2 separate regions of the Mus musculus genome follow, and region 2 is linked to region 1. Evidence: chromatin loops called from intact Hi-C (ENCODE). Cell type or tissue: left cerebral cortex. All regions are shown on one strand. Each heading gives the region's core, and the rest is flanking DNA. Links, peaks and the distances in the headings are about the cores only.

Region 1 (8,343 bases), core at 202-8,201:
CCGGGAGACATAACACCTGTCTAATGATCCCAACTAGGAAGTCCGCAGTGGGTCAAAGCATGGGTATCATTAAAGTCAAACTTCGTGAACCAGTGAGTTTTACTGGGATTATGTTCAGTAATATGGGTGGGGAGTTATTTACAGGATCAGAAACTACCAAAGACAGTTGTATTACCAAAGCCCACCTCTACATTGGATGATAGCTCAAAAATACTGGGATCCTGGCACACGCTGCATAGCTTGTAAGCAGCTCCACAGATTGGAGAGGGTCCGTTCCGAGTGACTCATCTAATCTAAATCTCTTCTAGGCCTCTTGGCTGGTTTCCTTTCCTTTTCTTCTAGGCCTATTTCTTCCTGGTCAGGTCTCAGATTTTTTTTTTTCCAGTTTGGCTTGTTTACACTATGATGGGGGTGGGGTGCTATTTGATTTGGTCAATTTCAGGAACTTTCTGAAACTATATTGAGTGGTTTATCTTCTGTCTCAAGGAGCTTCCCTGTAGGATGGGATGTTCTGATCTCTGAGGAAGCAGTTACACAGCTTTCTACCCCTTCCTGCTTTTACATCCTCTCTGCCTCCTCTTCCACCATGAGCCCCAAGCCTTGGAAAGATCACCTTACTTAAACAGGAGCAGAAATGGCTGAATGCCAGATGTATCCCCAAAACCTGCCTCGATCTAGGTGTCCACCTATGGGTAAGAGTTAGGCCACCATGTCAAAGCAATGGTCACTTGTTTTGGACATCTTTGGCAGTGGTCATGAGTTAGGACTGACAACAAGGAGATCTATGGGTTCATCATACCCATATAATGAAACAAGAGAAACTGCTTCCCCATCGGGACCTAGGACTTCCCCAGCCACAAGATTTTTGTCTTGCCTTACAGTACCAGATGTAAACTGCCTCTTGTGGGATTGGTCTTAAATCTAATCAGAAGGCTGTTAATTCCACTCACCATAGAGGATTAGTGGAGCAACTATCACACGAGCAGGCATACCCTTCCTGGCATGTTGGTGTTTTAGCACACACAGTCCATACTAAGCAGGAGTGTTGCTGACAGTTGCTGATCAGCGCCCTGTATACACATCTCTGGCACTGTAAAAACCAGCCAGCTGGGAGGAGCTTCTAGTGTAGTCTAAGCTTAATTTCTCCATGTCCTGCAGTCACAGTACACACAAGCAATGTCTTCAGCAATAGGGTCTTACCATCTAGTTTGGCATACAACCAAGAGCAGTGGCAATAGCCTTTATGGTTGGTAGGGACTTGGTGGCTTCTCTAGCCAACATGTCATAGAGCAGAGAGGTAGCCCAGTCCTGGCATTGATGCTTTTACTCAGTAACCTTACATTGTCTGGAAGTGTCCTTTTCCATCCATGTAGGATACGTTTGGGGTTCTTTCCCCTTTCCTTCCAATAGCCTAGCCCCAGTAGAATTGGAAGATGGGTGGATGTACCATTGAAATTGGATGTCTCTCCAATGGCTTTCAACTCTGAAATATACTCAGAGGTTAACATTATGTCTCCTATATAACAAAATATTTTCCTCATTCCAGAGGATGAGCAGGACAAGGCAACATCCTGAACTACTGTCCCATAATATTATGGTTACAAAGATGACCTTGATGAAGTATTCTGTAAGTCTGTTGTTACTTATTCTGAGCAAGTATCAGGTGACCTCAGATGTTCACAACTAAGAAGATACTAAAGCGAAATGTAACCAAGGTCTAATATCACATGGCAGCGTTCTACCCACAGAGCTATTTCAATGTCTCTATGCAATGTTTCTTTTACAAAGATCTCTCTCTCTCTCTCTCTCTCTCTCTCTCTCTCTCTCTCTCTCTCTCTCGCACACACACACACACACACACACACACACACACATACACACACATATACACACATTGTGTGTGCCTATGCACATCTGCATGTGCCAGAAGCTAGAGCAGAGCCTTAGGTTCTCCTGGAACTCTAGTTCCTGAGGGTTGTTTGACATCTCTCCAGATTCTAGAACAAATGTAGAGAAGAATTTCAATAGAATTTTATTGGTCTTTCTAAAGTGAAACTTGGGAAAGTAGGTTTTTGATAAACATTTTTGAAATAAAATAAATTCGGATGAACGCAGGAAAGTATGTAAGGGACTGTTTTCTAAGTTGAAATCATAAACATGTGTCAATTAAAATTTTGTTCTGATGGCCCATTTTGGTTTGACATTGAATGCACACCCATTTGTAACATTGCCATGTCTCCCACAGCAGTCTGTTCCAGAGACCAGTAACGAAGCTATTCTGATTTGTATGCAATCACTTCTAACCCAATTTTGTGATTAGATATTTATCAAATTTCATTTTTTTTGTTCCCTTGTGGCTTGAATATCTTTCACATCTATTTCATGCTTTTATTTTGTAAACTAGTTGTGTCAACAGTCCTAATTACCAATCTCAATGTAAGCATGTATGTGTATTGAGTTTTAAAAAGATATGAGCCTCTCCTTACTTAGCTTGTGAGGGGCTGCCTATGTTCAGCTCTTATCCCATGCTTGATCATACTTCCTGCTGCCTAGTTTTGCTGGGTCACTGCTGACATTAGGTCTGCATCCCAAACTCAGCTCCGTCTAGCTGGCTCTTAAATATTATGAATGCCTTCCTGGATGGAATGTCCATCCTTTTCTCCTTCTCCTTTCTGAGAGGATTTCAGACTCCCTTAAAGGATGTTTTGTAACTTTACTCACTGTGAAGAAAGGACACAGGCAGGTCCATCCCATCTCCTCTTCCCTCCCTAGAGGCAGCTTACCAGATGACAGATCTCCCCAATTCCTTTTTTCTTTGTTAGGGAACATTGTGCTTCTAAGAAAGAGGAGCCAATAAGTAGAAGAAGTTAGCATGGAGAAGTGGCCACACTTTTGGTCTATCAGCTAGTATGTATTTATCTCTCTCAAGCATTGCTTTGGTCTATATCACTATCTTCTACAACTTGGTCTTCCTAAAGCCCATACAGGGTTATTTATAATTAACTAATCAATACTAATTAGGAGATATTAGTGCAGACTTGACAAGAAATTTAAGGTCTTTGGAATCACACTAGGAAAGATTGAAATGAATGCATTAATTTTTCAGTTGTTTTTAGATAATTCTGCATATATACACATACAGTATCAACCACTCCAGTCCCCACCTGCCTTCGACCCCTACTAACCACAATCCTCCTCACAAATCTCTCTCTCAAGTTAGTGGCTGTTTGCTTTGGTTTTTTTTTTTCCCACTGTGATTAACCAGGGTCACTTGTATGATCATGGCTTTAGAGTCATTCCCCGGAGCATCCTGGACTCAGCAGTGGGCACACGACTGACAGTAATGGGTTCTACCTCCTAGACTCTATCAATTGCCAATAGTTCAGAGGAAAAGGGTCATTTGAGCCACCTCTCCTTTCCTTAACTAATTTTTGATAGGGTCAGTGTTGTGTCAACTCAGTGCAGGTAACTACAGTTTTTATGAGTTCGTGATTGCCAATGGTCATATCTCATAGAGAGAATAGCATTTCACAGCCCTTCACCATGCCTCCAACTCCTTTGTACTTCCCACCCCATTTTCTTCAGTGTTCCTGGAGCTCCCGCGAGGAAGTGGTTTGGACATCTTATTTGATCTGGGCCCACAGCCCTTACCTAATGATTGCATTAATTTCAGTGATGTATTTTATCTATCTAAGAAGATTTAGGATAATAGTAATTCAAACTGTAATCAATATAACGTTATTGGAAAGAACACTTACACTTTTTTGGTACTGTCCTCTGAATCCTATAAATATTTTACATGTATGACCTGTCACTTATATTACTCAAATTCCAGACACTTTGTGGGCTGTTATGTAACATAAACCTTGTTAGATAGCCCCTGCCTATCTCATTGGTATATATGCACCCACGTCTGTGAACTACATATGATTTTATTATTATTTAAATATTCTGAGTAAGGGCAGATAGTTCCAGAGTTGCTGGTAAGCCAACTTTTGTTGTTTTTGAAATGCAGGCTCTGTGTCCTCAGGCTGTCTGCGGCTTGATCACCAGCATGAGCAGGTGCCTGAAAGACAGCGCCCTCTGGCGTCTCTGCTTGGATTAGCGAGTCATTTTCAGGCTGCTGAAAATGCACTATAAGCATTTCTTCTACAAAAGAAGGGAAGGGGGTAAACCGACAGGAAGGCAGGCTGGCTGCTAACAGCTTTAGATACTGAGTTGGAGAGGTGGAGTCCTGAATAAGCAGCCTTTGATATGGGCAGGAGAGAAACCTGAGGTTCCCACAATGGAGTTTATAGCATCTTCATCCCTTAGAGTGTGGTTGAGCACTTTCCATTGGCTTCGAATGCAATCAAGAAACCTGGGCATGAGTGCTGTGAAATTTGGTACCCACTGTTTTTTTTAGAATATATTTTCTATTTTTAACTGACTGTGGAGCAATCACACCTCCATGTGCACACAAGAAGTGCAACGTAGACTCATTCTTAAGTATACAGTTTCTATTTATCCAGTAGCTCCCGTGGCGAGGCTTCTTCGATTTGAATGATATCAGGAAGTCATGGTGGTTGGTGCTGATTTCAAGATTGTCCGGTTTTCCCGAGATAGGCACAATTTCTGCAAATGCCCAGCAGTAAACTCTCAATTATGTTTCCAAAGGACTGTGTTAGGCAGCTGCCTCGGACCACTTTCAAGTCCAAAATCTCTGCCTTCTCCACCAAGCCGCAGTATCGATTTCTGCCAAAGGCTCTGGTCTGCGTGTGTTCCAGCCGCTGACACCTTTGCAATCATTGTGCATTCGGGTCATAGGCTCGGGAGGTGTTGTCTGATTGACAGCCCTTTATAAATCTTTTATTTGCTTGTTTCTGTCAGGGCACAATTCAATCTCAGAATTCTTTCTGGTGACTTTGCAAGCAGGACTAACAATATCCCCGAAAGGGAGATGTGATTTTTGCCATAACTCAAACAGATTCTCCAGTCTCTGGGCTAAGTGTCAGAGCCAAGATCTGATTATAAATTATTTTTTACAGTGTGAGGAAGAAAGAGACTCTTGGTCTTGGCTTTGGTTCTTTGCTAAATTGTACAGGCTGAGTGAAGGAGGCTTGAGTGTGAGTGGGGTTTCTCTGCCTTGCTTTAGTGACAGGTGGGTGACCAGTATCTATATCTTCCCCGATTTCTTTCTCCTCTTGAGGCAATCACAAATCACAAGGGCATTGCTATCATCAACTTGTTCATACTGGTTTTTAAGATGACCAGGTGCATCCAAGTGAGAAGATGATGCATGTTGGTTAATTCAATGCCTTTCACAAGTTATGCTAAAGTGACCTGGAGATGTCCCACATGAGCGCAAACTGTTCTTGAGTGGCAGAAAAAAACAAAACAAAAACAAAACACAAACTGGGTCTATTCAGATCTCTGTTCTCTTCTACCTGCCACCATTTGGTGCATTTTTAAAAATACTTTCTATGGCACATTTTATGTTATGGATGGATTGACTGTATGAATTACAAATGGTTTGTTATCAGCACCAAAAAGTCGCCTGTTCTGCTTTTTGGCTTGACAAGTGCTACTGGAAAGAAATGGTTGGGGTGGTTCTCATGAGTTGGTTTTCATTCTCAGTTATTGTGACATACACTGCAGTGAACACAGGGTGCCGATGCCTCTGCCACCCTGAGATAATTTCCATTAACTACAGAACCAAATGTAGAATTGTTGGGTCATAGAGTAGTTCTATTTATAATTCCTTGATGAACATACATACTGCCTTCCTTAATAGCTACAGTAACTAGTATTCCAATACATCAAATCCCACATTATATGCAATAAGTACATATAAATAATTCATCACATGCCGATTTATAAAAAACATTTAGTGGGGATCAATAATTTACTTCAATCGGCACAGCTAGTTAGAATATTAGTACTCTTTCATACCTGTGGCAACTTTATTATTTTGTATGTTCTTCCATGCAGTCTTGGGGAATTGTAAAGGCTGTCATTTGGCATTTAATCAAAACCAGTTGAGACTGGTAGCAGCACGTGGCTGTGGAATATTGACGTTCAAACATATGGGAGCATGATTCTCCATCCATCCCAATTATGCTCACAGGAAAAGATTAACACTAGAGGTTGCTCTCTCAGGACACACTCTTTAGATCAGAGCTAGCCATAGTCTATTCTGTCTATTCGGATATTCCAGTGTCTTCCTAGTTTCACCTCCTGATTTGGGGGGGGGTGTTATTCTTCTGCCTTCCACGTGGGTCATGGAAGACTATGTGTAAACAGCTAATGAAGCCAAAGGTTGAAGTATTGTTTCTTGGCCACTTTTTAGTGGCCTGGATTCTTGCATTGAGTGCTGAGTAAGCAAATCTCACACTGATTTAACATTGAAATGATTACTTTTAAACTCAGAACTAGTCTGAACTCAGCCTCCCTGTACATAATACTATATACCCTGTCGGATCTCTTATGATTGGAGTTGTACTTGTCTGTGATAAATCATATACAGTTAGTTTGAGAAGCTTTTTTAGGACATCAGGGATCATAACCAAACATTTAGGTTTTATCTTTCCAGTTGCAAGGTTATATCACATAAGTGTTATTAATGACTCACTGTGTGTGTGTGTGTGTGTGTATGTGTCACTGTATGCCAAGTAAATCTTACTTAAAGCCATTGAAAAATAAACATCTCACTTGAATTATTACTAAACCAATCCTTAGTCTTACTTCTGTTTTAGAAAGATCACCCCAACTTAGCCAGCACTAGGCTTTGACTAATTGCCAACATAGTAAATAGGACCATTTATATGTACAGCATCTGGGAGCCCAACCCATAGGATACTTTCCCACACAACAGATATGGTTTTGAATTCTGGCAAGGGCATCAGACAAGTTAGTCAGGAAGACTTCCAACTTGTAGAATTGTGGTAGGCACCTACCTTTGTTCTGGCTATGTGTATAACTTGCATGCATCAGCCCAGCCCTGGATTTAATATAAACAATCTAAATGAACTGGGATAGGATGCCGAGGTTGAGGTCATTTCCAGATCTGTAATCAGTGCACAGCAGAACCCTTTTGGACCCTCATTTATCTTTCAGTTAGTATAGTGGATCAGTCGATATTTGCAAAGAATTCTGGTCAGGGTCAAACGTCTTCAGGGATCCCTGAGGAGGGAGGAATAAATTACAGGGCCACAGTTACCCTTTCATATAATATCTAAAAGGCCATTATGTGCAAAGATTCTCTCTGAAATCTAATTCTTGCCCCAGCCAAGTCAATTTAGGAAAAGTGGACCTGTAGCAGCCAGCTCTGTAATGCTGCCCAAACAGATAAAAGCTTGTGGTTTTGTGTCTGGCCCAGACTGTGTTTGCTGCCTCTATAGAAACAGATGTTTTCCTGTGTGAAACAGCTACTTGTCCACTGACCAAGCTTGCACAAGCTGATAATGGACATGTATGTCTATAATGTTGGGAGGGGGTGGCTGTTACAATGAATCTTCAGCAAGCAGTGTCTAAGATGGTCTCTGATGATCTTTTCTGCCACGCACAAGCCACTTGTCAACACAGACTGGCGTAGTCATTTGCATCAAAATAAGAAAATATGGCAGAGACCAAAATTGGTTGTCTGCTCTGTAATTACTTGACACAGAACACTAACTTCCATATTAGTAACTGATTCTTTCCCAGCTGGCTATGGCCAAACAATTTTTGTCGTTGGAGAGGTCTCCATCACAAGGAACGGAGGACCACATTTAGCAGCTCTCTAGTAACTTGAGGCTCTCAGCTCAGCATCTGAAAGGGAATGAGATGCAAACAGTGACATCATGAATGAGCTCAAAAGTCTTTGTCTAGGTTAGACATCATGGGAGAATCACAGTATCAGAGGAAAAGTTGATTATAGCCATGTGGGAAGCCCTGGGTGGGGAGAGGGTCCAATTTAGCTGAACCCAGATTCCTAACTCATAAAAACCATAACCGCACAAATGAGTGTTTCTTTAGTCATCAAATGAGTCATTAGTTGTTTGGATGCAGTCTCCAGTTACAGCATGAGCACAAAGGACATGTATTCTGACTGTGTCCTCCACTCAGGTCTTATTTTTTTCTTCGACTTGGAAAATAAACACATTCCCTGAGAAGGTTGTGTTTTGGGGTAAATAGTACAAAATTGTTTCCTAGGTAAGGGTGGAAAAAAAGCATTATGGAATAACCCAGGTCAAGAGCTAAGGTTGGCCCCACCTGATGAAACCATTTAATGTGGCCTGCAACTGTGCATTTAAATTATACCTTTCAAACCAGATGGGATCAAACAAAGATAGGGTTTTGCCCCATGTGAGTTGAGGTATAGAA
Region 2 (8,343 bases), core at 245-8,244, 610 kb after region 1:
GTTATATAATCACATGGGATAGAAGGAAAGGAGAAATACTTGATGTTCTATATCCAAGGGAAGGACAAACGGTCTTTATCATTAGCATCCTCTTCATCTCCGATCCGGTTATTTGGGTATGAGGTAGAATGGAAAACAATAAAGCAAAGTGTTTCCTAAAGTCGTAAAAAAAAATATACTATGTATCTGTTTGCCAGCTGTTCTGATGCTATGACTCTGATACAACCAAATATCTCCATCTGTTTCTAGAAGTAACGCTCTTCACCTGCCGGAGACACCAAGCATGGTGTTCTATGGCCACTAACACAGGCCATGGAAAGCAGACTGGCGAAAGTCCCAAAGCCAAGGAAATCCAGCCCGGTTGTCCATTTACTTAGAAAATTACTCCTTAGAAAGCAACTGAAAGGATGGAATATGGGAACCCCAGGATTCTGGTGAGGGAAGCTAGGTTGGCCCTACAGGGATGTGGTGAGGAGGATATGCCATCAAAAGCTGCTAGATCATCTAGGACCAGTTATCTCTTTTTGTTACACAGACTAATGGTGAACAGGTCTACCCAGATAGCAGTCGTGGCTCCTCCAGTGGCTACTTATCATCTTTGGTGTCATGTTAAAATTCTCTATCAGTCCGTTTTACCAAGGAGAGAAGAATGGGCATAACTCTATAGGCCTCACAGGACTGTTCTAAGGATTGAGCTTGCTCAACCCCTGACATCAGGAAGACTTTTTAACCTTCATTTAAATATATACTGAACACTTTGTTTTAAAAGAAGCTTGATTTGTTGTTGGCTCAAAGGCTCAGTAGATAAAGGGACTTGCCTTGCCTCCATACACAATGTCTTGAGTTTGATTCCAGGAACTCACGTGGTAGGAGAAAACTAACTCCCACAAGTTGTTCCCTGGCCTCCACACACACCATTGTGGAATGCATACACCTGTACGTACACACACACACACACACTAAAATAAATAAGTAATTTTAATTAATATATAATTTTTTAAAACAAATGCTTGATTTTTAACTACAGCTATCATTGCAGTTAACTTGTAGCTTGAAATGAGAAATCTCAAGCCCTTCAGCCTGGTCACAGGAAAAAAAGGCATATGTATGTATAGCATAATCTATATGTTATACAGAAATAGCCCTCCTCAGCACACACCCACGTTCTTTACAAAGTCAGCCAGACAGGGAATCTTGATTCTCCGAGAGTTGGGAGTAGCAAATCACTCTCACCTCACTGGACTGTATGTGCGGAAAATTGAGACATGCACTTGGAGCAGTGCTGACTTAGTGAATATGAGCGTGTGGGCGTTTCCCATTAGAGAGCCAGTTGTCACCACAGAGTCCTAAAGAGAACCTCCTCCACGACACTCCAGAGTCTCGATTGTTTTACTTCCTGTATTTGACTCACCATCCACCTGAAATTGATTTTTGTCGTGTTATGCTGACAGTTATAAAAACAAGACCAGAATGGATACGCAAGACAAGTTCTTTGTTGACTCTCCTTGGTCCACAGGACACATTCATGACCTTATGCTCAAACCACTGCCAATCCTTCCTTCCTTCCCTCCTTCTTTTCTCCTTCCCTTTGTCAAATTACCTTTCTCACTCTTTGAGCCCATTTCCCGTAGAAGCATAAGCATACAGGAAACAAAACACATCACTTGTCCTCCCTCCTGGTCAAGGCACAGATGTCTCACCATGGGACAGACCACAGCTCTTCTCAATCCCTGGCCTTAAGCTCTCCAGACACACTTATTGGGGTACAGGGACAGAGAAGATGAGGAAGCAGCAGGGATACTCAGAGAGCCCTCTGGGAGCTTGGCTCTGATTCTAGTTGTTTGGTCTCTGGTGCTTTTTCCTAATCCCCAAACAAGTGGACAAAAGGCATAGACCACTCTCAGTACACCCAGTGGGCATGCAGAGGGGACAAGGAAGAAAAGACCAATAGCTGAGGCCCCCAACACTTGTTTTTTTTTTCCTTTTTTTTAATTAGGTATTTTCCTCGTTTACATTTCCAATGCTATCCCAAAAGTCTCCCATACCCACCCCCCAACCCCCTACCCACCGACTCCCCCTTTTTGGCCCTGGCGTTCCCCTGTACTGGGGCATATAAAGTTTGCAAGTCCAAAGGGCCTCTCTTTCCAGTGATGGCTGACTAGGCCATCTTTTGATACATATGCAGCTAGAGACAAGAGCTCCGGGATACTGGTTAGTTCATATTGTTGTTCCACATATAGGGTTGCAGTTCCCTTTAGCTCCTTGGGTAATTTCTCTAGCTCCTCCATTGGAGGCCCTGTGCTCCATCCAATAGCTGACTGTGAGCATACACTTATGTGTTTGCTAGGCCCCAGCCTAGTCTCACAAGAGACAGCTATATCTGGGTCCTTTCAGCCAACGCTTGCTAGTGTATGCAATGCTGTCATCGTTTGGAGGCTAATTATGGGATGGATCCCTGGATATGGCAGTCTCTAGATGGTCCATCCTTTTTGTCTCAGCTCCAAACTTTGTCTCTGTAACTCCTTCCATGGGTGGTTGTTTCCAATTCTAAGAAGGGGCAAAGTGTCCACACTTTGGTCTTCATTCTTCTTCAGTTTCATGTGTTTAGCAAATTGTATCTTATATCTCAGGTTATACTAAGTTTCTGGGCTAATATCCACTTATCAGTGAGTACATATTGTGTGAGTTCCTTTGTGATTGGGTTACCTCACTCAGGATGATGCCCTCCAGGTCCATCCATTTGCCTAGGAATTTCATAAATTCATTCTTTTTAATAGCTGAGTAGTACTCCATTGTGTAAATGTACCATATTTCCTGTATCCATTCCTCTGTTGAGGGGCATCTGGGTTCTTTCCAGCTTCTGGCTATTATAAATAAGGCTGCTATGAACATAGTGGAGCATGTGTCCTTCTTACCGGTTGGGACATCTTCTGGATATATGCCCAGGAGAGGTATTGCGGGATCCTCCGGTAGTACTATGTCCAATTTTCTGAGGAACCGCCAGACTGATTTCCAGAGTGGTTGTACAAGCTTGCAATCCCACCAACAATGGAGGAGTGTTCCTCTTTCTCCACATCCTCGCCAGCAGGCCCCAACACTTGTAAGTGGCACTTGAGGGTCTACCAGAGTCCCTGGTGCCTAGCATGAGTGTCACTGATGTTCAGACCCACTTCAATAATGTAGGTTCTTGATTGTGCCTGTAAATCAAAACACTAAAATTCTCAAATCTGGGCTGCTGGAAACAGTGTTCATTAAAGCCAACTAAAGCAGTCTCTGCTGTCAAAGAGGCACATGAGACCTGGAAAAGCCTTGTTCTGCGATGTTGGAGGGAAGGAAGAAAACAGATGTTAAAAAGAAAACAGGGGGAAAAAAAACAATAAAAGCATTCTTCTATCTCCAAAGACACAGATTCTGCGCCCACCCCCCTCCCCGAAGTTCTGGGACTGTGAATTACAGCTGACTTTAAAAGTCCTTTCAACGAACAGGTTATGGTCGGAGAGCTGACACAGCCTTATCTAAAAGTGAGCAAGAACAGCCCCACCACAATGGGCAAACAAAACCACGGGCCTCTGAAGTCAGCTGCATCCTGAGACAAAGAAATATTTAGGTCCTTGCATAATAGTGAACAGTGTGCCAACATCGACCGGGGCAGCTTTTCCTCCTGAGGCAAAACAAATGACAGAGGAATTGGTGGAACTGTTGGTGGCCAGGACATTTACTAACAAGCAGGAAACTCTGGGAGCAGAGGCAAGCGTCATGAAAACGAAAACGTATGTGGAAGCAGGGACAGGGTGCGAAAAGCCAAAGGGAGGCTTCCTGGGCTCTGGCAGCACCCAATTCCAGCCTCCTGGGGTTCAGGTATTTCCCACCCTGCCTGTCATGAGACACACTTCAGAGACACCTGAAACAGGCTTTCTCCATTTGCCCAAGAGTCCTAATTGGTCTAGAAACAGAGCAATGAGAGACAGTCTCTTTCCCAAGCAATAGACTGTCATAGCACAAGATGAGGTTCACTGTGTCCCCAGGTAGCTTGGAGGTCTTGGGCATCAGAGACACACTGAAGATGAGGGAGAGCAGAACTATGCCTTTCCCTGGGGAGGAGGCAGAGGTTAAAGAGCTGGTCTCACAGGACGGGCTGGGAGGTATGATGTCGCTACTCCATCCATCACGCTAAAGACGGTCCTGTAATTGGAGCCGGCAGGTCAGCCCAGGGTCAAAATATTCTGCTCACAGTGGCCTCCCTATCATCACAGTAGACCCCTAAGGATTAGCTTAACAGTCACCCTGACTCAGGGAAGCACAGCTCAAACCATTTCCTAAATGTGCTCGTCCCAGTGGGCTAGTAATGAGATGCATTCCCCAGGTCGAGAGGGCAAGATGTTTTCGTATGAATTCGTAAAGCCTAGACGTCGCTGACAACAAGCTCTGCGCCGTTAATTCTATGTAGTAGACATACATTGAAAGAAAATACCCATGTACTTTACTTAAAAATACGACCTTGAGGAAATTCCTTGAATTCTCTGGTCATTGTATACTTTCCTGGGAAATATATTCTGTATGTATCGTGGAGTGCATGCTCATTGAATAGTTAGAAAAACTTGCCTATATAAAATACTGAGCGCAATTCCTGGTGCCCAGAAAGAACCCAGCCAACAGCAGCTGTTGCTGACAGAAGTACCCGGCTGCCCCTGACTGACTAGACTGTGAAGCCTGGCCAACTCTCCTCTCTGAGGCTATGACATACTCTAATGCTGACCATTAGAGATCCGTCACTTTGGGTTGTCAAATAACGTCCACAGAAAATTCTGGTAGGAAACATAAAATAATAATGAAAGATATAAAAGAATGAAATAGTAAAACACATGTGATACCTGACAGCCAGTTGGGCTTTTATGAAATAGGCTCTCAAAGAGGGCCACCCCCTCCTAATGGGCTCTAATAGGTAGGAAGTTGAGATTAACTGTAAAGACTATTGGGAGAGACGGGTCAGATTCCTAGTGTTTACATGGGGTTGGGCTGCCACCACGGTGGTCCTTAGGCCTCTGTATTTCTGAACTGATGGCCTTAGATACCCAAAGCAAGAGGGGGGTTGCGCGTTGCGGGGCTGGCGCTTCGAAGCAGGTACGTGGATTTTTCCTGCCATCTAGTGGTCAATCTAGAGAAGCCCAAATGTCTCTCCTTAAGTGGCTCACTCTTGAGTGTGGGACACTCATTCGCTCCCAGGCTAATCTTCAGTTCGCACCTTGCAAGAGGTCACCCCTAAAATCAGGCCTGCCACACTCGCAAAGCAGGAAGCTCCTTACGACATGGACTGTGAGTTTATGATTTACCATCCGCGTCCCAGAGGACCCTGAGGGATGTGCGCAATTAGGAAAAAACTTAAGAAAACTAGGGCCGTTACAGTGGAAGAGTTCTTATCCATCGTGTGTAACGCCCTAAATGGAACAACTACTCAGACCCTATCCACTAGGCCAAGAAATATTGTGGAAATATGGCACCAGAAAGTGAAGCAATGTCTTCCGGTCAAGCAGACACTACTATCTCGTGACCAATGAGCAGCCACCATTAACTGCACTGGACCAAGCCAAAGCCCCACACCCACTGTATGCACAGCAATCGTTGTGTTCAGATTTGTTTCTAACAAGATATGAAGTGGAGAGGATTTGGTGGAGGGGAGAGAGATGGAGTGAACATAAATGAAATATTATCTATGCATGTATAAAAAAATCCTCAAAGAATCTATTAAAAATGCATTTAAAAGGCAATAGTTGAGTTAATTAAACAGAGAAACCCCGTCATTAGATGGAGGGCAGGGCAGAAAAGGGAGAGAAATTGTCCAGTGAGTACAGAGTTGCAGATTTGCGGGGAGGATGAGACCTGGGACTGATGCCCAGCAGGGGGGAAGGTGTGGTCAGTAGTGATGGGCACGCAGGTCCTCCAGGACATATGTAGCAAGACAACTGTGGCTAGTAATATATGATGCACACCTGCAATCCTGGTGTGTAGGTGATCACAAAAGAATCAGTAAAGCAAAGACGTCCTTCCTCTCCATACGTAAGTCTCAGGCCGCTTTGAGCTGGCATGACCCTGTCAAAATTCAAATATATAGAATATTTTTTAAAAAATCACTGAAAGGATTTGTTGTGTTCTCACTACTAAGAAACTGCAAATACTGCAGGTAACGGGCATACAGATTACTGTCATCTGATAGATCCACGGCGTATGCGTATATTGAACTATGCTTTGGGGACTGGAGAGGTGGCTCGGATATTCAGAGCTCTTGCCATGCAATCGTTGCGTTGCAGATGGCATTCTCTAACCAAATTACAACTGGTTGCTGTTTTAGCTTTGTCCTGCAGGGGGCAGAAGTGTAAAAGTTTTTACACCCCCCCCCCACCACCACTCCCCCCCCCCCCCCCAGCCATCCTCAACCTATCCAATACTTCCTCCGCTTGAATCTTTGGTCAGTGTCAACTTATTGAGTTCTATATTTCCTCAGAGAGCAGATGATTCACGGGAAAGTGTCGTTTGTATAGAGTAAGATTTCCAATAACATTATATAGAACAGTGGTTCTCAACTTTCCTAAATCTGTGCCTCTTTAATACAATTCCTCATGTAGTACCGACCCCCAACCATAAAATTATTTCTGTTGCTACTTCATAACTATAACTGTGTTACTGTTATGGATCACAATATAATTACCTGTGTTTTCACGTGGTATTATGCGAGCCCTGGGAAAGGGTCATTTGAACCCCAAGGAGGGTCACAACCCACAGGTTGACAGCCACGTATATAAATGGTTTAAACGGGAAATATCCAGAGGATCTCTGATTTCCTATGGCCTAAGAGAGAAAGAGTATGTAAGTCACCAGTTCTTCTTGTAATTTGTGTATATGGGTGTGGTACCTGCATGTGTGGACACTACTTGTGTGCCCGGTGCCCATGAAGCCAGAAGCAGGTGTTGGATCCCCTGGAACTAGAACTAGAGATGGTAATGACCAACAACCAAGTGGGTGCTGAGAAGAGCTTTAAGAACTTCTAATGACTGAAGAATCTCTCCAGCCTCTCTGGTTCTTATATAAAATTATACACCGATACAATTTGGAATAACAAATGTCAGGAAAAGCCCACGAGAGATGACAGCTCCTTTATCCTTTAAACTTGACTGTATTATAAAAAAATAAAGCACAACTAATGTTGCAGATAGAATTAAGTTGGGTACCATCTATCAATAGAATATCCTGTAAGTTTGGGTTGAGCCAGACAATTGCAATTCAAATATAGAAGTAGGGACTGGAGAGATGGCTCAGTGGTTAAGAGCACTAAATGCCCTTTCAGATGACCTGAGTTTAGCTCCTGTCACTGGCATGGCAGCTCACAACTGTAACTCCAGTTGAGGAGGATCTGATGCCCTTTACTGGCTTCCATGGGCATTGGACACACTTGGCATATAGACATACATGCAGGCAAAACACTTACACATAAGGTAAAAATAGATACATAAATATGGACACAGGAGAAGTATCTGTGTGATATAACACACGAGAGACTCCGTGACTGCCAGTAGCTCTGAAGGTGAAGTGAGCTGAAGCAAACCTAAGCAGCTCTAGGAGATGGGGACAGAGAGTCTCCTCTTGAACTATGTGAAAATAACTAGGACACATAGAAACATGTCTTCCAGTACCAACAGCATGGCAAAAGTATTAGTACAGAAGGGACTACATGGAAAAGTGGAACAAAATGGAATAGATCAGAATAGAGCCATCAGAGTGTAAATGCACATGGAAATAAAATGTAGGGCAAAGACTGTATCTTAATTAAATATGCAGAGCCTACCTTTGCAATACTAATACTGGGCTAATTGAATATCCATGGGGAAAAAAGATAAAATTCGGTTCGTGTTTCATACACGATGAGTTCTGAACACATAACTACATAAAGCAAAATTGCATAAATAATGGCAGCAGTCCTCAGTAAAGGCCTCTAATTTCTTCCAGTGGAAGGCCTTGCTATGACTGAAGCTGCAGGGGAAAAGAGCTGCCATCATTTCACTTCTGCTGCTGTGACAAAACATCCCGACAAAAAGCAGTGTAAGAGTTTATTCAGTCCCCAGTTCTAGGCTATAGTCTATGATAGCAGGGAAGTCAAGTCAGGTACTTGACAGAGCACATAATATCACATACTTAGTAAAGGATGTGTGTTCCCTTGCTTGTGTGTTTGTGTGCTTGCTTGCTTGCTTGCTTGCACTCAGCTTGATTCCCTTGCTCTTACACAATACAGGATCCCCTGCCTAGGAAATGGTGCCACCCAATGTGAGCAGAGCCAGATGTGGTTGCTCACTT

The links. A loop is a pair of places that touch in the nucleus more often than their neighbours do. Peaks named below come from ENCODE experiments on the same cell type or tissue, not always from the same donor. Only the 100,000 strongest peaks of a DNase experiment are listed, where the experiment ranks them.
Region 2: a loop joins it to region 1, with 4 times the contacts of the local background. A loop is called at or near these places in 4 of 42 quality-filtered maps.

The regions. Positions count from the first base shown.
Region 1 is chr8:112,968,552-112,976,894 of GRCm38, forward strand. No RefSeq gene overlaps it. Among named protein-coding and RNA genes, the nearest start is that of Gm45904, 51 kb to the left of the region's middle. In left cerebral cortex, for the core only: a CTCF peak has its summit at 4,094 (motif pointing left); a DNase peak (open chromatin) is centred at 4,081.
Region 2 is chr8:113,577,673-113,586,015 of GRCm38, forward strand. No RefSeq gene overlaps it. Among named protein-coding and RNA genes, the nearest start is that of Gm24291, 53 kb to the left of the region's middle. In left cerebral cortex, for the core only: CTCF peaks have their summits at 5,154 (motif pointing left) and 6,320 (motif pointing right); DNase peaks (open chromatin) are centred at 1,224, 5,150 and 6,334.